Linked DNA regions of Homo sapiens: all the other regions are linked to region 2. A link is a loop called in an ENCODE intact Hi-C map of the cell type or tissue named here. Cell type or tissue: dorsolateral prefrontal cortex. All regions are shown on one strand. Links, peaks and the distances in the headings refer to the core of each region. The heading gives the core; the rest is flanking DNA. Region 1 has its middle 37 kb from the start of SLC4A10. Region 2 overlaps LOC101929532 (a long non-coding RNA gene). Region 3 overlaps DPP4 (dipeptidyl peptidase 4).

Region 1 (8,817 bases), core at 1,731-6,730, 540 kb after region 2:
GAGCCCTCAAAAATAATGCCACATATCTACCACCATCTGATCTTTGACAAACCTGACAAAAACAAGCAATGGGGAAAGGATTCCCTATTTAATAAATGGTGCTGGGAAAACTGGTTAGCCATATGTAGAAAGCTGAAACTGGATCCCTTCCTTACACCTTATACTAAAATTAATTCAAGATGGATTAAATACTTAAATGTTAGACCCCTAGAAGAAAACCTAGGCAATACCATTCAGGACATATGCATGGGCAAGGACTTCATGTCTAAAACACCAAAAGCAATGGCAACAAAAGCCAAAATTGACAAATGGGATCTAATTAAACTAAAGAGCTTCTGCACAGCAAAAGAAACTACCATCAGAGTGAACAGGCAACCTACAGAATGGGAGAAAATTGTTGCAATCTACTCATCTGACAAAGGGCTAATATCCAGAATCTACAATGAACTCAAACAAATTTACAAGAAAAAAATAAAGAACTCCATCAACAAGTGGGCAAAGGATATGAACAGACACTCCTCAAAAGAAGACATTTATGCAGCCAAAAGACACATGAAAAAATACTCATCATCACTGGCCATCAGAGAAATGCAAATCAAAACCACAATGAGATACCATCTCACACCAGTTAGAATGGCGATCATTAAAAAGTCAGGAAACAACAGGTGCTGGAGAGGATGTGGAGAAATAGGAACACTTTTACACTGTTGGTGGGACTGTAAACTAGTTCAACCATTGTGGAAGTCAGTGTGGCGATTCCTCAGGGATCTAGAACTAGAAATACCATTTGACCCAGCCATCCCATTACTGGGTATATACCCAAAGGACTATAAAACATGCTGCCATAAAGACACATGCACACGTATGTTTATTGCAGCACCATTCACAATAGCAAAGACTTGGAACCAACCCAAATGTCCAACAATGATAGACTGGATTAAGAAAATGTGGCACATATACACCATGGAATACTATGCAGCCATAAAAAATGATGAGTTCATGTCCTTTGTAGGGACATGGATGTAGCTGGAAACCATCATTCTCAGCAAACTATTGCAAGGACAAAAAACCAAACACTGCATGTTCTCACTCATAGGTGGGAATTGAACAATGAGAACACATGGACACAGGAAGGGGAATATCACACACCAGGGCCTGTTGTGGGGGGGTGGGCAGGGGGGAGGGATAGCATTAGGAGATATACCTGATGTTAAACGACGAGTTAATGGGTGCAGCACACCAACATGGCACATGTATACATATGTAACAAACCTGCACATTGTGCACATGTACCCTAAAACGTAAAGTATAATAAAAAAATTAAAAATAAATAAATAAAGTTGTAAATATATATGTAACTGACATCAGAGTCCCTAAATTCATAAAGCAACAATTAAATGATCTGAAGGGAGAAATAGGATGCAAAACTGTAATGGTGGCACCTCACTACTTGACTTTCAACAATGGTCAGATCATCTAGATGGAAAGTCAATAAGGAAACATTGGACTTGAATTACATTTCAGACCAAATGAAGCTAACAGACATATATGGAACATTTCATTTAACAGCAGCTAAATACATATCCTTCTCAAGTACACACAGAACATTCTCCAAAACAAATCCACATGTTAAGCCACAAAACAAATCTTAACAAATTCAAGAGGACTGAAATCATGTCAAGTACCTCTCTGGATGACAATGGCATGAAACTAGAAATCAACAATAGAAAAAATGTTAGAATTACACAAATATGTGAAAATTAAACATGTTCCTAAACAACCAATGGGCCATAGAAGAAATCAAAAAGGAAATCAAAAACTACCTTGAGACAAATGATAATGGAAACATAGCATACCAGAAATTACGGGATGCAGCAAAAAGCAATCCTAAGAGGGATATTTATAAGAACAAATGCCTATATCAAAAAAGAGGAACAATTTTAAATAAACAATCTAATGTTATGCCTCAAGGAACTAGAAAAAAAAACTAAATCCAAAGTTAGAAGAAGGAAACGAATAAAAAAGGTCAGGAATAAATGAAATAGGGATTCGAGAAACAACATAAAAGACTGAAGAAACTGAAAATCTGTTTTTTGAAAGCATAACCCAAATTGACAAACATTTAGGTAGACTAAGAAAGAAAGAGGGATAACTCAAATAAATAGGTAAGATCAGAAATGAAGGGGGGACATTACAATTGATACCACAGAAATACAAAGAATAATAAGAAACTACTTCAACAATTATATGCCAGCAATTTGGATAATCCAGAAGAAATTGATGGATTCCTAGTCACATACAACCTACCAAGATAGAATCCTGTAGAAACAGAAAATTTGAACAGACCAATAACAGATACAGAGATTGAGTCAGTAATTTTACAAAAATCTCCCAACAAAGAAAATCTCAGGACCCGATGGCTTCACTGGTTAATTTTATCAAACATTTAATAAAGAATTAGTGCCAATCCCTAGCTCAAACTCTTTCAAAAAACTGAAGCGAAGGGAACAAATCCAAACTCATTTTACAAAGCAAGAATTACCTTGATACCAAACCAGACAAGGACACTGTAAGAAGAGAAAATTACATACCAATATCCCTGATGAACACAGATGCAAACATCTTGAGTTACTGGAAAACAGAACTTAACAGCATATTAAAAGGCTCATACACCATTAGAATTTATCCCTGGGATGCAAGGATGATTCAACATACACAAATCAATAAATATGATATACCACATTAACAGAAAAGTATAAAAATCACATGGTAATCACAATAGATGCAGAAAAAGCATTTGACAAAACTCTGTACCCTTTATGATAAAAAACTTCTCAACAAATTATGTATAGAAGGAATATACCTCAACATAATACAAGCTACATATTACAGTCCCACAGCTAACATTCTACTCAGTGATGAAAAGTTGAAAGCTCTAAGATCAGGAACAAAATAAGGATGCCCCCTCTGTTGGAATGGCTGTCATCAAAATGGCAAAAGATAACATGTTGGCCAGAATGTGAAAAGGATCCCTTGTACACTGTTGGTAGGACGGTAAAATGATACAGCCATTATGAAAAAACAGTATGAAAGCTCCTCAAAAAAATTAAAAATAGGACTATAATATGTTCCAGCAATCCCACTTCTAGGTATATAGTCAAAGATAATAAAATCAGTATCTTGAAGAGATTTCTATATTCCAATGTTCATTGCAGCATTATTCACAATAGGCATGACATGGAATCAGTCTAAGTGTCCAACAGCAGATGCATGGATAAAGCAAATGTGGGGTTTGTGTGTATGTGTGTGTATGTATGTATATACTTCCTTTTCCATATATCACACGTACTATGGAATACCATTTAGCCTTAGAAAAAGAAGGAAATTCTGTCATTTGCAACAACATGGATGAACCTGGAGGACACCATGCTAAGAGAAATAAGCCAGTCACAGAAGTTAAATTCTACGTGATTCCAATTATCTGAGGTAGCTAAAAGAGTCAGATTCATAGAGGCAGAGAGTAGAATGGTGGTTGCCCCAGGGCTAGGAAGCTGGGGAAATGGGGAGATGGTGGTCAAACAACACAAAGCTTCAGTTACGCAAGATGAACAAGTTCTGGAGATCTAATGTCCAACATGGTGAGTATAAATAATAATGTATTGCGTACTTGGAATTTGCTATGAGAGATCTTAAATGTTTCTCCCCACAAAAAGATAACTATGTGGGGTGATGGATATGTTAAGCTTCATTGTAGTCATCATTTCACAATGTATACATACATCAAAATATCACGTCATACACCATACGTATATACATTTTTGTCAATTGTACCTCAATAAAGCTGGAAATAAATAATGGTAGCTTCGAGGTTATGAATGTGTTAATTAGCTTGATTGTACTAATCATTTCACAATGTATATGTATATCAAATCATTACATTTTATACCTTAAACATATATATTTTTATTTATCAATTATATATCTCAATAAATCTTGGGAAAGATTATTTTAATTTTTTAAAGTTCAGATAAGCAATAAAACATATGATTTTCTTTCCTCTCCAAAATAACCAAATTCTGATCTTTTTTTCTAACTCAAATTATACTGACATTTCCCAAATTAGGTCAAATGTAAAAATACATATTATAGGTATAAGTAAATAGTCTCAAAAGCGTTGAAAAAAATGTTTATTATGGGTATTGTCATCTATGGGTACGCAAGAGCTTAAGGTTCAACGTGCATATGGGTGCTTTCCATCTGAAAACCTTCTTCTAAGTATAGATTTTCCTTCCCTTCAAAGAAAAAGGGAAAATATTCAAGGATAGGTGCCAGTGAGGTTAATCATCTTTGGTCATTTTAAGAGCGGTTTACTCCTTGCTTTTAAATAACTTGCAAATAAAAGCAAGAGAGTTTGGTTAAACTTCCAGTTCCCAAAAATAACTGATTGTAAAACTATTTTTTCTGTCTTTCTTTAAGCTCAGAATACTTTCTTACTAATCCTTTTTTCACTTTTCCAAAGCCATTTACCCACCAATAGACCCCAAATCTTAGAATTTAAATTGACAATATGTTATCTGTGACCTAGGCTTTAGTGCCACTTAGTGTTCAAATGATAGAATTACAGCAAATCAAACCAAATCTAGCATCGTTTAGTCTACTGCAGCCTCAAAATATTTCCTCAGGATTTACAGACATTAATTTGAGGCCTCTGATTCCTACCTGCTTTACTCTGCCTGATATATATGAGAAAGACAGGAAACTCAGCATATACTAGATACCTGTCGGGAGCTAGCTCATACGAAAGCAAGGAATGAGTGCCAGAGATCTTTTTTTCGTTCTTTCTCAGCTTGAATCATCTACTACTGTGCCATGTCTCCAAATATAAATTGACTTACTGAAAGAAGAGGAGAGAGAGAGAGAGCATTTGTTTGGGGGAGGGGAGGTTTCACGAATTCAGGAACGAGACGTAACTAATAAGTCCCACGTTAACAGAAAATTAACATATCAATAGAAGTTTATCAACAAATACCACCAGTTATTGAGAACTAGGTTATGTAATCTTAATTCTGTTAAATAATATAAAGTAAAATAAGCAAGCTGGCATCTTCCATTTTGCACAACAAATTTCATGCCAATTTTGCAAAATTTTTATTCCGTAGAAAAGAAGAAAATTTTGAACACTGGTATATTTTATTAACAAGCAATGAATTTAAAAGCTAAACACTGGATACTCATAGGCATAAAGATGGCAACGATAGATACTGGGGACTACTAGAGTAGGGAGCGGGGGAGGGAGACAGCCAAAAAACTATTGGGTACTATGCTCACTACCCAAGGGATGAGATGATTTGTACCCCAACCTTAGCATAATACAATATACTTATGTAACAAACAGGCACATGTAACCCCTGACTCTAAAATAAATTAAAATTATTGTTTAAAAATTTTAAAAAATTGGAGTTTTTCTAATAAAAAACAGAATATAGGAAATATATTAGAAAGAGTAGAAATCGGCAAATATAAATGGGAAGAAGTTAAAGAAAAGAAATAATGATAAAACTATGGCCAAAAAAAGAGTCAAAAAAAATTCACATGGAAATAATAAATAAAACATCATTCAAGTTTACCCAGGAATAACATTATGACAACTATCCATTAGAAGACTAAAATAAAGATCCACCATGTGGAAAAGGATGGAAAGATCAAAATTTTTTCTCTTGTAAATCTGTGATTATACTTTTTTAAAATCTTACATGCAAAAAGAAGTAAATTAAAGAAACTTTCTGGTAACCTTTTCTTTTTTTTTTTTTTTTTTTTTTTTTGAGATGGAGTCTCCCTCTCTGTTGCCCAGGATGGAGCGCAATGGCGCGATTTCCACTCACTGCAGCCTCCGCCTCCCCAGGTTCAAGTGATACTCCTGCCTCAGCATCCTGAGTAGCTGGGATTACAGGTGCCCGCTACCATGCCCAGCTAATTTTTGTATTTTTAGTAGAGACGGGGTTTCACTATGTTGGTCAGGTTGGTCTCAAACTCCTGACCTCAGGTGACCCACCTGCCTCAGCCTCCCAAAGTGCTGGGATTACAGGCATGAGCCTCCATGCCTGGCTGGTAACTTTTATGTTTTTAAAAAAATAAAATTTCTTTATTGTAGAAACTTTGGAAAATTAAAAATAAGACCCACTCATATTCTAACTAGAGAAAATCAGTTAATATTTTCATAAAAACATTTTCAGTGTTTTATCAATACAATAACGTGCAATTTTTAAATGGAATCTTAATGAGTTAATGATCTGATTTATTCCCTTAACACATAAAATGCCATCAAAAACTCTTTATTTATTTATTTTTATTTTTATTTATTTATTTATTTTGAGACAGAGTCTCACTCTGTCTCCCAGGCTGGAGTGCAGTGGCACGATATCGGTTCACTGCAACCTCCTCCTCCAGGTTCAAGTGATTCTCCTACCTCAGCCTCCTGAGTAGCTGGGACTACAGGGACGCACCACCACGCCTGGCTAATTTTTGTATTTTTAGTAGAGACGGGGTTTCACCAGGCCAGGCTGGTGTTGAACTCCTGACCGCCGGTGATCCACCCGCCTCGGCCTCCCAAAGTGCTGGGATTACAGGCATGAGCCACCGCACCCGGCCCAAACAACTCTAAAATATCACTTTAAACAACTACTGGCATTCCATTTTATAGATGTATGCTAATTAATCAGTCTTCTATTGTTGAACATTTTGGTTGTCTACAGTTTCTAGCATTATAAACAAATATTGAGTTAACATCATCATAACTAAATCTCACATATACACAACTATTTTCTCAGGATTCATAACTAAAAATTAAATTACAATGTTAAAAACTATAACTGAGTTTTAAGGGATTTTGTGGGTAATTTTCCCAATGAAAGGATTTACCAATTGTCTGGTTTTTCCATATCTTGCCAAAAATGAACATAACCATTGTTTAAAACTTTTGTCAGTTTGATAGACAAAATGTTCTCTAGTTATTTTCATTTCCATTATTTGTTTTCCAGAGAGAAAATAAATATTATATGTTTACTAGCCATTGGGTGTCTTTGCAAATTGCCTGTTGATGTCTCTGGCCACCTGTAAAAATGGAGGGAAGTGTAGCTTAGTGGTTAAGAGTACAGACTCTGGGGTCAGACAACCCAGGTTTGAATCTTTCACTCATGACTAACTGTAAGACCCCTTTAAGCCTTAACTTCTTTATCTATCTATAAAATAAAGATAATAAGAGTACCTAGCTCTCCAGATGAAAAGATGATCTGGTATGTGCAATATGCTCTTATATTTTAAGAGCTCTTTATAAGGATTTTCACCCTTTGTTCACCATATGTGTTGCTCCCATTGTTCCGAGTTGTCAGTTGCCTTTCAATCTTGTTTATAGTGGATTTTGGCAGACAGTTTTAAATTTTTTGTAGTAAAATCTATCACTCTTTTCTTCAGGATATTTGCCTTTGGTATCATGCTTAGAAAGGCAACAGATTTAGAGGAGTAAAGATAGTACAACTTTTTCAGGAAAGCAAAATATATCTGGCATGTGTATTGTGAATAACATAAAAATCCAACATTCCTCTCCCTATGCACCTCTACTAAGCAGGCACCATTTTTAAATAACATCAGTCTGAAAAAGAAATACACAGAAATCACAATGTCAAGTAACTATACCCACAACTTCCAACGATCATGGCCTATTGAGTTCCCTAGTTGGCCTAGATCTTCATCTTTGCCTTAAATAAGAGGGATATAAATATACCTATAGACATACCATAGCAAATTAAATTAAGTTCCTCTTTTTTTAACCAATTTCCCAGATGATTGTGAAATATTCATAATGAAATTAATCATTCCATAAATCAAAGAAGTAGCCAGAATCAGTCACATCTGAGATCATCTGGTTTGTGAGTACAAATTTATTTACCCTACCCTCAGCAAATATAACAAAAAGACTTTCAAGGTTTAAGGAAAATAAATCACTAATAAATTAGCAAGTACTGATCATTTGAACCAAGATGATGTTTTCTCTTCAGCAAAGGACAGTGCACACAAGCTGAAATACCAAACTATGACCTGATTCTTATCCATGTCACACACAATAGCATTATTTATCAAGGCCTAGTTACAGAGACAGTATTTAATCAACTAATGTCTCTGAATTAAAACTATAAGCAGCTAAACATAATTGAAATATAATAATTTTTCAAATTTATATTAATACTAATTGAATTTTAATACCTAAAATATCTTAATAGTTAAAGAATTTTTCTGATAAGTTGAAGTTCAATCCAATATTATATTTTTATTCCTAATTCATATAGCAGTTCAAACCAAAAAGTTACCGCTGGCCATATAAAGGACATGTTTTTACTTATTACAAGAAATTGAATTCAAGCTTGCCACTTTGGAAACACTAACAGTAGCAATAGATTATGCTACATTTTAAGAAAACACACAAAGAATTATTCTTGAAATCTCGGTATTCCTATTGTGCAGATATTTGGAACAATTGTTTTCTTCTTTCATAGCTATAAAATTGTGGTTAAAAATCAGAATCATAGAAAAGGCTACTGGTTTTCTCAGGGTCACAAAAAAGTAAGTAATAGCATGTCAGTGATAAATTTTTCTTAGTCTGCTACTCTATCCACCACAGTATGTAATTTCTGCCTTAAACAACTTAAAATATGTAGAAAGTCATAAGAATTGCTAATACTACTTTTCAGCACTGTCATATTTTGTCCGCTGAGCCAAACATACCAGATGTCTTTAAATAAAAGATTTAGACAGCATAAAAAT
Region 2 (8,817 bases), core at 1,648-6,647:
AATTGTTCAGTAAAAAGGGAGAGGGAGAGGACTAGTTAGCAGAACCAAGGGATAGTTGTTGGCTGATTAAATATTTGCTGGTCAGTTTAAAATGAGATGACTTGAAAACAAATGTATATATCCTCCCAGCCTCAGCAGACCACATGGAAAGCGTAGCTGGAAAAGGTTAGTATTAAAAATAAAGTTGCACTCTCCTCTCTTCCAAACAGAGAGAACCGAGAAAAGGAAGAGGATCATGGAAGTAAAATAGCATCCCTCCTTGTCTCACATGTCAAATTATGTAGGCAACAGAATTCAACTGAAGAATGACACGATGTCAGAAACTTTCATAGGACAGAAGAATTTAAAGCATACTTTGCTGAAAACTAATTCAGAAGTTTTGCTCCTTAGAAATGATATTTCCCCAGGGAAAGTATAGGTTCCTGCCAAGACAGAGAGAGCTTTTGCTTTCCCAACTAATGTTTTTGAGTGATCCCTCTCACTTTTCAACAATTATAATTTTGGTTTGGGTGTTTGAAATCATTTCAATCTGACATCTGGAATAATTACATAGCATTTCTAGGAAACCAGCTTTTTTTTCCCAAGAAAATTACATATAGTAACACATCTTCCTTGAAAATTCAATGCTTCAGATTCTTCACAATTTTGTACTCCACTAGAGAAAGTGAGCACAGCACAGTGGCAGGTCATCATGGTAGAGAGAGGATAGACTTTAAAATCAAGCAGGCTGGAGCTTGACTGTCAGCTCCATTAGCAACTAGCTGCACTGCTGCACTGCTCCAAGCCCCAGTAAAATGGGGCTCCGATAATAATCTCTGCCTTGTGGTTTTGTTGTCACGCTTAAGTGAGATAGCACATTCCAAGCTCAAATATGTGGTACATAGAACCTGTTCAATAAATGGAATCCTCTAGTACATAAATTACTTTAAAACAGTTGATAAGAAGTTAAGGTTATCAATAGTCTAGTAAATAACCACTCATTTTGATGTGGCTTTGGATGATGAGAACACAGTATCAAGAAACCTCTATAAATCAAAAAATGCTCTGTTGAATAAGACCATGACGTTCAAGACAAGCACAGATTATTATATTAGTAAATTGTATGTTTCTTATTGCTGCTGTAACAAATCACCACAAACTTAGCTGCTTAAAACAACACAAATGTATTGCTTTACATCTCCGCAAATCAGAAGCCCAAACAGGTTTCAATGAGCTACTATCAAGGTGTGGGCAGGTCAGGGCCATGCTTCTCCATGGGAGTTCCAGGGGAAAGTCCGTTTCCTTGCCTTTTCCAGCTCCTGCGGCTGCATTGCTTGGCTTGTGGCTCCTTCCTCCATCCTCAAAGCCCATCACTCTCATCTCTGCGGCCATCTTTTCTCTCCTACCCAGATCCTCCGGGCCTCTGTTTGATAAGGACCCCTGTGATTACATTGGGCCCACCTGAATAATTCTGGATACTCTCCCCATCTCAAGGTCCTTACTCATATCTGCAAAGTCCCTTTTGCCAGGCAAGGTAACATATTCACAGTCCTGGGGACCAGGACACGGACATCTTTGGGGTGGGGGAGCATTACTCAGTCTATCAAAAAAACAAAGGCGAATTACACAGATATGACATGTAGAAAGTAGCAGTTTGACAGTAAAAGGCTTGAAGTTTATTGTGGAACCTAATCTACACCACAAACAAAAAGGAAGTGCTGTGATCTAAACAGCAAATATGATACTGGAGTAAGAAAAGATGAAAGCTTTGCTGTTTATTTACAGCTGATTAGGACTTGAGGAGAGCTGCTATTACTAGTTTTATATAATGAGCTATGGGACAGACTCTAAGGAGAAAAAGTATAAATTACAAAAGTAATTGAGGAGGAAAAAAATAAGTCTTCTGAAAAAAATTAAGGAATTGCAACTGCATAGCTTGGGAGGGGAAAAATAGCATAAATCCTAATAATTAATTGCTAGGGTACAGGTGTGGGCCAGAGATAATTAGCAGGAAAGGTTGATCATGTGTTCTCCATGTTCACAGAGAGCTGACAAAAAGAGGAAATGAGCCAAACTGCAGTGAGGAGCTGGGCTTTTAAAAAAGGAAGTTCTTGACCATGAAGATCAGACTACCAAGGGAAGCTGTGTAATCTCCATCCTTAAAGAGCTTTAAAAATAGTATAAACAGCCATCTGCACAAGATGATTTATGCATTGACCTTCAGGAGGCGGGCCCAGATCATCTCATGAAGTCCCTTCCAAGTGTGGGATTCTATGATTTAATCAGTATGTGATTTTTCTCAGCTCTACATTTTGTGAGATAACCAGCAGATGGAAGCCACAAATTCCCCAACATCATACCAAAATCATGGTTCCTCACACTGGTAGGGCCCAGTCAAGCTTGCCAAATTGGCATCCGTTGTAAAAATCATTGAAGGACCCACCTCAAACATTTATTTATCTCCTTGTGGGTGTCTGGACCACCCATGTCCACAAAATGCAGATAATCTTTATATCGATTCATGTGCATTTCGCTCTGATTTAGCATAAGAGAAAGTTGCATACATTAAAAGCATTTGTCTGGTTGTGAAGCCTGAGACAGCAGCTCTCAAAAATATTATTAGAGATTTACAGACCCTAGTCTAAGCAGAAATGAGGCTGATTGGACACTTTCCTGAAAAAAAGTTTACAGCACACTTGGGCCTCAGTTGTTCTCACTTAGATAAGAGACATGGTTCTCTGTATATATTCGTTTGTTTATTGAACAAATATTTGGGCGCAAACTGTATTCTAGGTAAAGTATAAAGCATTGGGGCGGGGGGTACAACAGTGAGGCAAATACTGTTCTTCCCTCACAGAGCTTAGTGTCTCCTCCAAATAAACAGGCCATTTTGATGCCAAGCAATAAAAGCTACAACACAGTTACGAACAAGGTGCTATGGGATAGCATATGAAGAGCAAACAACCCAGTCTTAGGGGTCCTAAGAGGACTTTGGGAGGAAATAATGCCTAAGCTGGGATCTGAAGGATGATTCAGTGCTTCTGGGGGAGGAAGAGTGGTGGAGAAGTATTTCATGGAGAGGGAACGGTGTGGTGAGAAGCTGGTAGAATGCAGCAGTGTGGAAAGTGAGAAGCATTGGAATGTGGCTGGAGCATGGAGGACAGACAGGGAGGAGGGAGGGGGGCTGGGAGAAGGGAGAAAGCAAGGGCAAGTCAGAGATGAGGCTTCAGAGGTCATGAGAGGCCTCAAAAGCCATGCTAAAGAATTTGCACTTGATGTGCAGGTAATGAGCAGCTGTTGAATGATACAGATCAGATTTGTCCTTTCAAAATATTTATTAGCACACTTTTAAATGTAGAGGACAGAAAAACATTTACATTTGCTTCAGCAAAAGGAAAGGCTTATCTGAGGAATACTGGGAATCCAAGGAATCCAAGGAGTAACTGAGCATCCAAAAAGAGCAAAGCAACAGAGCTAGGGAGGGGGAGCACAGTGGTGCTGCCTCATTCATCGCCCGCTGCTGCTTCTTTGGGCTTCTTCCTCTCCACTTGCTCTTTCTGTTTCTCCAGCTTACACTAATGGACACCCAAAGCTTCTGAATTTTAAGCTCCCAGTCTTGACAATCCAGAGACAGACTGGCCCAATTCTCTTGTTTCCAAATTCAAAATTCCAAGGAAGAAGACGTATAGGCCCAGCTTTAGTCTAGGAGCTCATCTCTGGACCAAGGAGCTGGGGCCAGGAAGCTCTGTGCATTCCAACGGGGCAGCTGCTGCTGCAGCCACTGAATGGGAAGGAGAGTGCGTTCCCAGAGATGGAAGGCAGGGCTGCTTTCTAGATTAGCCACGCATCCTTGCAGCAGCCTCCATGGACTGATGGATGGGAAGACTGGAGGCACAGACCCAGTGTGGAGATGGCTGCGTGTGTATAGCTTGTGCCTGAGGCCAGTTGGGAGATGTGCAGTCTCCACTGAGACCAAGAACTACCCAACTGCACTGGCCACTGGCCCAGGGCAAGCTCTGGCTCTCCATTAGTCCCCATGGGCCAGAGGACAGGTTGCTCCCCTGGTGTTCTTTATTCAAAACTATAACTGCTGGCAGGCTCTGCTCTCATGTATGAATTTCCAATCAGCATGCTTTTACTCAAATTGTTCTTTTGTTTCATTGTGTTACTAAAAAAAAGTCTGACAGGTTGGCATGCTTGTTTATGTGAATGTCTGGAACTGCAATTTCTTGTATGTTCATGCAGGATCACTATATAGGCTACCGTTTATAATATTCTCGGAAACAGTCAGTATTTAAAAATATTTTCTTAAATTAGTGCTGAAGTGTGAGATGTAAACCTTTTTATTAATGAATAATTTACCTCCCTTCAATTCTCCATCAGGTTTAAATTTCTGCCATTAGACTCTACATAGAACAGTATGTATGCAATTACACGTTTAACCACTAGATGGCACCATACATCTTTTATTCTAATTATCTCAATAACTTAAATGGGATTTGCGTTTTTGTTTTTGTTTATTGCTTTCCACAGAGTTAATGATATTTTCGCACTGGTTATTGAACATTCATTAGTGTCACTACTTATTTGTGATACTGCCTTTAACCATATACTAAATTTTTAAGTGTGCTAGACAATATTTCCTAGGAATTTCTTTCCTTTATCTGTCAATCCTTACTATAAAACCACGCTGTTTTAATTATTTTTGTTTTACAATACCTTCTAAAACCTGCTGTCACCAGTATTCATCTTCAATTATGTTTTTGTTTTCAAAATATTTTTTATCCATTAATTTATCCAAATGAAATTTAGGTTTATTTAATCAGTTTTTTTAAAAAAATTCTACAATGGCACTTGTATTGGAATTGCTAATAAATTTAAAAATAGCAATAACAATAGATATAAGTCAATTTGGAAGGAAGTTCCAACTTTGCAGTATTTATTTCCTTCAGCAAAATGAATGCTTTGAAACAGTGATGTAGACAACTGCATATACATAGTTTTTGGCGTGTGTGTGTGTGTGTGTGTGTGTGTGTGTGCATGTGCAGAATAAAGTAATATATAGAGATATAGAGAGAAGCATATTCAAACATACATTATAAAAGATGAAAAAAATGGAGGGGATATTTTCACATCTAACTAACTATAGGTAGATTGGCTAAATTTATTATTATATAATTCAAATGGGATATTTTGCTCCATTAAACATAATGATTTCAAATGATATATACAGCATGGTAACATATTTGTTTAAAAAATAGAGACAGAAGAAAACGGGTAGTAAGCTAACTTATTCTCTCTGAGAGGTAAAATTATAACTAACTCCTAGTCACTTAATGCTTTTCAGAATTTTTTACATTTTCTATACTGACATGTATTACTTTCATAATCAAAAAAGAAAGGCAAACTTCTAAGCCTTTAAAACAGTTGAGCTTTATGGAAATTTCAAAGATATACCATTTTCTTATACAGATTGATTTATTGCTCAATTTTTCATAACAATTACTAATTCAATAAATACATCTAGTGATATTCAAAGTAAGGAGAACTTCCATAGCTAGGAGAGAAACTTTATGACCTGTGCATGTCCCCTGCTAGAGCCTCAGGGAGTTGATATTATAACATGTTGCAGGTCACAGTGGTTAGAAGTGTTTATGCAGGACCCTTCACCTCCACTTCTCTCGATATGTCCAACCTCTCAGGCTTCCCAGTCTTCGCCTTCTAGTAAGTGACAAAAATCAGAGCTTCTCAAACTTTCTGGTCTCCAGGCCCCTCTTAAAAATTGGCTATCCCCAAAGGACTTTTGTTTATCCAGGCTATATCGATTAACATTTAACATATCCAAAATTAAACAGAAAGTCCTAAATATTCATTTTATTGATTTAAGTTAAAAGAATAGTTCCATTACAAGTTAACATAAATAATACTTTTTATGAAAAAGACTGTGTATTCCAAAACAGGAAAAATAACAAGAAAAATGCCATTGTTTTACATGACTTAATAGAAGACAGGTGGATTCTCATGTTTGCTTCTGTACTCAGTGTTTATTATCATATTTTGCTATCATAAGTTATCTAGCCTCTGGAAAACTTCACTGTACACTCCCAAGACGAAAAGAGCAAAAACAGCAAATGACATCTTAGTATCATTAGGAGAATAGTTATGACCTGAAAAAAGGTCTTAGGGAACCCCAGGGGTTCCCAAACCACACTTTGAAACTAATTACTGAGCTGGATTAAACTAACTGAATTATCATCACTCCACATTCTTTCCTTTTTTTCTTTCTTCTCTAATATTCACGAGCTCAATTAAAACTGAAAAAAAATAATGGCGAGAATAAGAACACTAGCATGAAACAATGGTCCCTCATTACCCACTTGCTTGTGTGGAATGACCAGCAAGGTCTTTTTTTTTTTTGAGACGGAGTCTCTCTCTGTCGCCCAGGCTGGAGTGCAGTGGCGCGATCTCGGCTCACTGCAAGCTCCGCCTCCCGGGTTCACGCCATTCTCCTGCCTCAGCCTCCTGAGTAAGCTGGGGATGCAGGCGCCCGCCACCATGCCCGGCTAATTTTTTTGTATTTTTATTAGAAACAGGATTTCACCGTGTTAGCCAGGATGGTCTCCTGACCTCGTGATCCGCCCGCTTCAGCCTCCCAAAGTGCTGGGATTACAGGCATGAGCCACTGAGCCCAGCCTGACCAGAACATTTTAAGCCAGATCTGTATGCATTCTGGAAGTGACTGGGTTTGTTGAGGTCATCTCTACCCTCGTGCCACCATATATCACCAGCACTTCCTGGTTACTGCTTGTTAATCTTTGGAGATAATTAACTTATGTTTCACTTTGTCTACCTCTAATTCTCTCCTACTTATTAGTGAGTTCAGTATCCCTATAGCAGATCCTTTCCAATGTCTGTTCTCTCAGTTCCTTGGCCTCCCCACTTCTAGAGATATTGTTCTCCTCTTTACCTTGGCCACTTATTCCCATGGATAAACAATTGTACTTTTACCATAACTGCAAACCCTCCATAACATCAATTTTAAGCAGCTTACTATTCTGGTCAATAACTGCTATTTTTCAACTCATTTCCTGAACCCCAATTCCAATAGTCCCCCAACCTCACAAACAACTACAATCTGCCTGGAACTCTCTTCCCTAATTAGTCACTTGGCTCAATCCATCCTGCCGTCTTCAGTCTATTGATCCTGCTGGTTTTCCTTGCAGCCTCACTTACTTCCTCATTATCTTGCTTAAATTTCATGGTCACTCATTATAATCACTCCCTTAAATTTGCCCCCAACTTCTCTGCCTTACTTTTGTTCATCAAACTCTCTTGGATAAAGCCAAACCCTAGTTAAATTTGACATTCTGCCTACACTGTGACTACACTCACACAAATGAATATATCTAGAGAAAAATCCACTAACGACATCAATATAGATTCATGATCATTAACATTACCAGGGCGATTAACACTGCCTAGCAATTGTACTGTATTTCCCTAGATAATTTACTGTTCTACTCTCCTATGTGGTTATTTCTTACCTTCTCTCTTCTCAGATTCCAACACCTCCTCCCCCATCCTCATTCCCAGCTTATGGCTTTGCTTCCTGTGTAACTAAGAAAACTGAAGCCATCAGAAGACACCCTCCATGTCCTCCCCTGATGCATGTGTGTACACATGTTCCAACTCTCTTCCTGCGATATAGTTGAGCCATCCCCATTTCTGAAGGCCAGCCCCTCCAGTACAGCCCTGGATCCCCTCTGCTCTAACCTACTCAAGTCATTGTTCCAGCCATTTTCTTCTCTCCTCTCTCATCAGTGTATCCTCTCTTTTTTGTCTGTATTGTCTGGTAAAACCTTTCATCATCCTATTGTCTTTGTAGCTAATGCCCATTCTTTTCCTTACCTTAAGAAAAAAAAGTAACAAAACAAAACACAGCTCTTTGAAAAAGCTGTTTATCATTGCCTCTAATTTAGCTGTTCCTGCTCTCTGTTGAACCTACTCTAATTGAAATTTATTTCATTTTTTCCCCCAATTTGCTCCTATCAAGCTCACCAGTAACTTCCACATTGCTAAATCCAGTGCTCAATTCTCAGGCTTCATCTTCCTTGAAAAGAATTTGACATTTGACAGAATTTTTCACTCTCTCCCTCTTAGAAACTCTCCTCACCTGGCTTCCAGAATATGTTGCTGTCTTGGGTTTCCTCTGTGTGACAGCTATGAAGGAAGAAAAGAGCAGAGTGTTGGTTGGAATTGCACAGGTCTCCGTATTCATTAGGAGATTAGGTCAGAAAGAAAAGCAGTTGAAGAGAGAAGGCTCAGGTGGCTCACTTGGGACTGAAAGAGAGCGAGAAAATGACCTTTGCATGACGTGACAGGAAGACATTGAGCCTGATAAGATCATCTCAGTGAGCAGATGGATATTGACATTCAGCACATCAGGTCCTGAAGATCAAGGATCTAAGCAAAAAGCCAAGAGATGCAGCAATGACAGGGAAGGGTAAAGATAAGGGTAATAATATCAAAAATCCCAACTTCAGCGTGGTAACCAGATTGTACTAATGCATATATATGTACTACCATGCATATATTTACTGTCTAACTTTTACAAAGTGTTTTCACATCTATTAATTGATTTCTTCACAGTATCCCTAGGCAACACAACTATTGTTATCCTAATTATATAGATGAAGAAACTGAGGCTTGCAGAGGTTAAAACAACTGTCTAAGATTATACCAGGAATTTTAACAGAGTTGGGACTAGAAGCCTGATCCAGAAAAATCAAGAAGCAGTTCCCAGGCAGTTTCTTTCTAACACAGAAATCCTGGGCAACT
Region 3 (5,000 bases), core at 1-5,000, 120 kb after region 2:
TTACATGAAAACACAAAGACTGTCAAAATCAAGATAGGTTAATGCAAAGGTCTGCAACCACCCACAATGCTAAAAATTTGAGTTCCATTTGTCAGGTATTTTTAAGTAAAAAAAAATTTCTTTTGATGTCAGGCTAATATTAAGAAATAGGTGCATACAATATTTTTCTTATTTCTTTACCTGGATTCCATCTCTGAACACAGTTTTGTGGCAAAGAAGACTTCTTAATCCATCAAGGAAAAATTTATTTCTATTGAGTGCACGGTACTGAGCTAACTAATCAACACCCAGCATAAGAAGGGATTTATTTAGAGAATGGTGTTTAAGTTCTCAGGTAGGGGGCCCGGAGACATTTCTAAGCCCTTACTCAGAAGTTTTTCATGCCCTTATCTTTCTCCATTGCAGGGGCAGACTCTCCCAAACTGAAAAACATCTGGAGAGATTTAAATTCAATTATGTAAAGAAAAGTGCATCTGGGCTGCAAATTTTTGTATAAAACTGTGAAAAAAACTGCCAGGATTTGTTTTCTGTGAATCATACACACACACACACACACACACACACACACACACACACAATTTTTATGAACTCCAACAAAAGTAAACCATGTTCATCTGGATCTTAGGTTAAAATGATAGATATTTATCTCAGGTGTTTATTTGATTACTGGCAGCAATTTTTAGTCTCTAATAGAATGAAGCAGAGAACAAATGGCAGGGTTTCACATTTGTGCCTCATCTAAGTTTTCTATACACAATGCAGTACTGATCTGTGGACTTTTTCCTTGTGTTTTAGACAATTTTCAAAAATGGGATTTGTGGACAACAAACGAATTGCAATTTGGGGCTGGGTGAGTAGTTGACTGATGAATCTGTATGCATTCGTTAGTGAATATCACTCAGAGCAGGTTACTTTATCTTTTGTATATACATATTTGGAGGTGAAAATCACATCTATCAAGTCTTAGGTCTCTGGGCAGTAACTCTGCAGAATCTCCACTGAGTTAGGCTTACACCTTTGTTTATTATGATGAGCCAGGGAGGTGAGGTAGAAAGAGCAAGAAGGAAGGAGTGAAAGAGGGAGGGAAGAGGGAAGGGAAGGAAGGAGGGAGACTTTTTCTTATGCATCAGTCAGTAAAGATTTCGTGTTATTGTTTTTAAATCTTCTATAATTGGTACCACCCAGTCACTAGGGTCAGCAAATTTTCCGTAGTTTTCCCCATATACCTACCAAGAAAGGGATCAGGGCTCTGAAAGTGTAGTCTTTAAAGATACTGTCCAATTAAGGCCAATTTAAGCCTCCTATACCATGCTTTTTATCTCTAAAGAGGCACAGTATATAAAGATGTGAGAAATGTGGAAACTGCGACTCGCTTACCATATGTCCTTATTCTTTTACCTCCATAAAAATAACTGTTTCCATTCCTTAGTCATATGGAGGGTACGTAACCTCAATGGTCCTGGGATCGGGAAGTGGCGTGTTCAAGTGTGGAATAGCCGTGGCGCCTGTATCCCGGTGGGAGTACTATGGTATGTAATTGCTGCCAGGTACAAAGAGATACGGAGTGTTGACCTCAAAATGCCAGTAACAAAGCCATTCCTTTCTGAGTTTCAGTGTTTTTACAGCGAATAATAGGCTGATTCATCTTAGAGGTTCTTTTTGGATACCTATAATAAGATGATCTCATTTATTCTGCTATTTTGCAAGGCTGGGTGGTATATTTTATTACACGTTTGATTTTTTATCAACAAATTCTGTTTTCCGAATTTCAAAATAGCCCCATGCTACATTTCTACAGATAAATCATTCCTTATCTTTACTCTGATTTGATTCTTGGGTTTCACATATTAGCAGAGTGAGAGAAGTATGTATCTCTTTCCCATCAATTAAATGTCAAATACAAGTAGGGCTTTGGATGGGAAGAGGAGAGGAGGAACAGTGGAAACACCCATTGGGGGGTTGTTGTTTTTTTTCATTCTTAATAGGTGAAAGCTACTCTAGAATATGCTCTTTGTCATCGAGAGAGTATTATTTTATAAGGCATCATACACCTACCTCTAAGACTACAATTCTCAAAGGGGAGGGAGTAAGCGATGGAAGATGAGGGAGGAGGGGGGATTCAGAAGTGGTAAGGAGGTAATTGATTTTCCTGCACCTCTTCTAACCCCATCTCAAGTCTTCTGTCTAGTGTAAGAAAAGAATGGCTGATGATGAATAGCTTATTAAATATTTTATATCCAGAAATATGGTAGTACCCAGAGAAAAAGACTCTTTAAAGTCTCTCCCAGTCAAGATAAACCAATGTAAAAATACATTTATATCTTTCTGTTAAGAAAATTGGAGGGCACAGTTATAATTTGATCTACACACAATGAATTTGTTTTCATAATATTTTTCTGCTTGATATTAATTGTTCTGTTGGATGGCTTGTTTTTGGAGACCTCTAGTGGTCAATAAAATAATGGAGTAAATCTTTGTAAGTTTAAAAATATGAAATGAGAAGAAAACTTCATTTAATGTATATAGACCAATCTAATACATAGAAGTTGTCTAGAGTTCTTATATACGTGTAAATTTAAACAATTTTATTCAAAGATGGGACAAAAGGAATACGTAAATGGTGTTTCAAGGCATATTTTTTTAAAAGTTTACAATTGTATTATGCAGTTATGCATAATATTTTTTAAATGTTATTTTTAAAATTTCAGATCTTCTTATACATGTAAATCTGGTTAGCATAAATAAGAAAGGAGTATTGTGTTCTATGACAAGCAGAATTAAAGTCTGCAGCTACCTAGGGGAAAATGTGTTTCGCCCTTAAAAGCCATTTTTCCCATCTAACGTACAACCTAAGATATTAATATTTAAATGCTAAAGTTAAAAGAGATATGAGCATTTTATGAAGTTCTCATATTTTAAAGTGTCTTTTAAAATATTCTATTTTTATATTAGTGTCCTTTAAATATATAAAATTATGCATAGTCAGTATTCATGTTAATCAAAATGATAAAATATCACTGTTAGTAATTTTGGAGGACAATATTTTGATTTTCATAGAAATGGCATAAAGTATGCATATGGAGCAACTAACACTCATTAGTGTAGTTTGTAATCTACAATACCAGTCATTCAAAAAGTGTTAGAATGTTGAATTTAGATAATATATCCATTTTTAAAATTAATGAAATCAGTTTTGAAATACTTGTAAAATTTTAGTGAAATTCAAGCCACCAACCTAGATAGCACAATGGCAAGATAAAATTCTTAGACTCTTTAACTGTAATCTGGTCACTTAAGGAGGCAGTTTTCAAAGCAGTTATGTCAGATTTTTAAAGTTTTACTGCAATTTGGCCTCAATAATTTTTTTACTGATATTTTAGGCCAAATATATATAATGTATCATTTAATTTTTTAAAATCAGGCAAAATATGTTTAACTATCCAAAATAACCAAACCAATTATGCAACCTGTTTTTCAACCATATTTATAGATAAAAGAGCTTATGTCATTTCAGCAGACAGATATTAATGTAATCTGTTTCACAGTGCTCAACTGTTATACCACAAAAATTGAGGCTTCACCACAAAATGAGAGAAAACAAATGTTAAACTTGCATCATGATGGAGTAGCTGAGCCAATATGGGGATATACAGCAAATAAATGATAACTGAATTATTTGTTTTTATTATAGTGAATCCCAGTCTGATCTCCAAAATAAAATATGATTTAAATCAGCAACTAGTAATTGAACATTGTTAGGGGTCTCCAAAAGGAAATAGATGATCATAAATCAGGGCACATACTTGTATTATAACCAAAAAATTTCAACACAATTGAGGCATTAAGTGACTTCCTAACTAAAATTCTTTGAGAGGGTCATATGATAATGTTAAGATCCCTTACCCCTTAGCACTTCACATTTGACTTTTCTGCATGTGGATTATTGATTGGATTTTAGATAATCTGGTTTGATCTCCCTTTGCCCCATCGTAAGGGAAAATTGAGAATGGGTTAGGGCTGAGTGTGGAAAGGTATGAGTATGCAGGGATCTGGGAATTAGCATCTCTGGCTATATTAGCAAACCAAGTAAAAAATTACCTCCCATAAGGTGCTTTAGCCACCCTTTTCCTTCTTCATAACCACATAGAGATACTTCTGAGAGTAACTCTATATTCCTATACATGAGTGAATACATATGGAAACACTGAAGTGGCCCATTAAAAGCAAGAAAAGTTGTTATTGTATGAATTAAACTTTTTTTTATTTTTTTTTCTTTCACAGACTCAGTGTACACAGAACGTTACATGGGTCTCCCAACTCCAGAAGACAACCTTGACCATTACAGAGTAAGAGATGAGGACCTATACCTATTTTATAACCTATTTATAAGTGGTTTAAGAACCTTCTTAATTGTATCTATTCTAGAAAATACATATTTTTATTTCCAACAAAATTCTTGTTAAAAGAAATAACACAGGTGGTTTAGAGATACTCCAATAGCTTCCCTTACTGTATTCTGCATAATTACAGTCTTTATCGTATGCTATATAGGTCACAATATGCATTCATTTAGAAATACAAAGCAACATCAGATAATTACTTTAATTATAAAATTTCAGTTAAGAAAACCTATTAGAAATTCAACATATTCCTTTAGAGCCCAGAAGACTCTCTAAACCTTTAGCTATATATTGAAATTTCTTACAGTATTATCATAAGTAAGATATATATACGAGACTATAATTTTCTTACTCATAGCCAATTATGTACAGTTTTTTTTCACAAAGATTTAAGTAAAGCAGGTGAGAGGTAGGTACAGTTGGGCAGTACCCTTAAAAAGCCCTAAACCTAAATCACTGAATAGCATCCAACAGGCTGGTTGCCTGATGGAAGAACCAGTGGGCAGGTTGCTCTGCAGATGGGCTATAGCATTTAAAATATGGTGTGGGTGCAACTATCATTGACAGCCCCCATGTGCTAGTGTGGATGCCACGGCAAAG

Evidence for each region. Peaks named below come from ENCODE experiments on the same cell type or tissue, not always from the same donor. Only the 100,000 strongest peaks of a DNase experiment are listed, where the experiment ranks them.
Region 1: it touches region 2 in a loop (10-fold over the local background); 55 of 110 quality-filtered maps call a loop at or near these places.
Region 3: it touches region 2 in a loop (10-fold over the local background); 102 of 110 quality-filtered maps call a loop at or near these places.

The regions. Positions count from the first base shown.
Region 1 is chr2:161,582,533-161,591,349 of GRCh38, reverse strand. No RefSeq gene overlaps it. Among named protein-coding and RNA genes, the nearest start is that of SLC4A10, 37 kb to the left of the region's middle. In dorsolateral prefrontal cortex, for the core only: CTCF peaks have their summits at 4,409 and 4,608; no DNase peak of the experiment used is centred there; H3K4me3 peaks cover 471 bases; H3K27ac peaks cover 645 bases.
Region 2 is chr2:162,119,615-162,128,431 of GRCh38, reverse strand. The region is part of intron 1 of LOC101929532 (a long non-coding RNA gene); the gene reads right to left. Among named protein-coding and RNA genes, the nearest start is that of GCG, 28 kb to the left of the region's middle. In dorsolateral prefrontal cortex, for the core only: CTCF peaks have their summits at 4,221 and 4,420 (motif pointing right); no DNase peak of the experiment used is centred there; H3K27ac peaks cover 1,880 bases.
Region 3 is chr2:162,005,091-162,010,090 of GRCh38, reverse strand. DPP4 (dipeptidyl peptidase 4) reads left to right here. Exons shown (of 26, transcript NM_001935.4): 21 at 796-850; 22 at 1,430-1,529; 23 at 4,282-4,346. Among named protein-coding and RNA genes, the nearest start is that of DPP4, 67 kb to the left of the region's middle. In dorsolateral prefrontal cortex, for the core only: a CTCF peak has its summit at 2,449 (motif pointing left); no DNase peak of the experiment used is centred there; H3K27ac peaks cover 1,038 bases.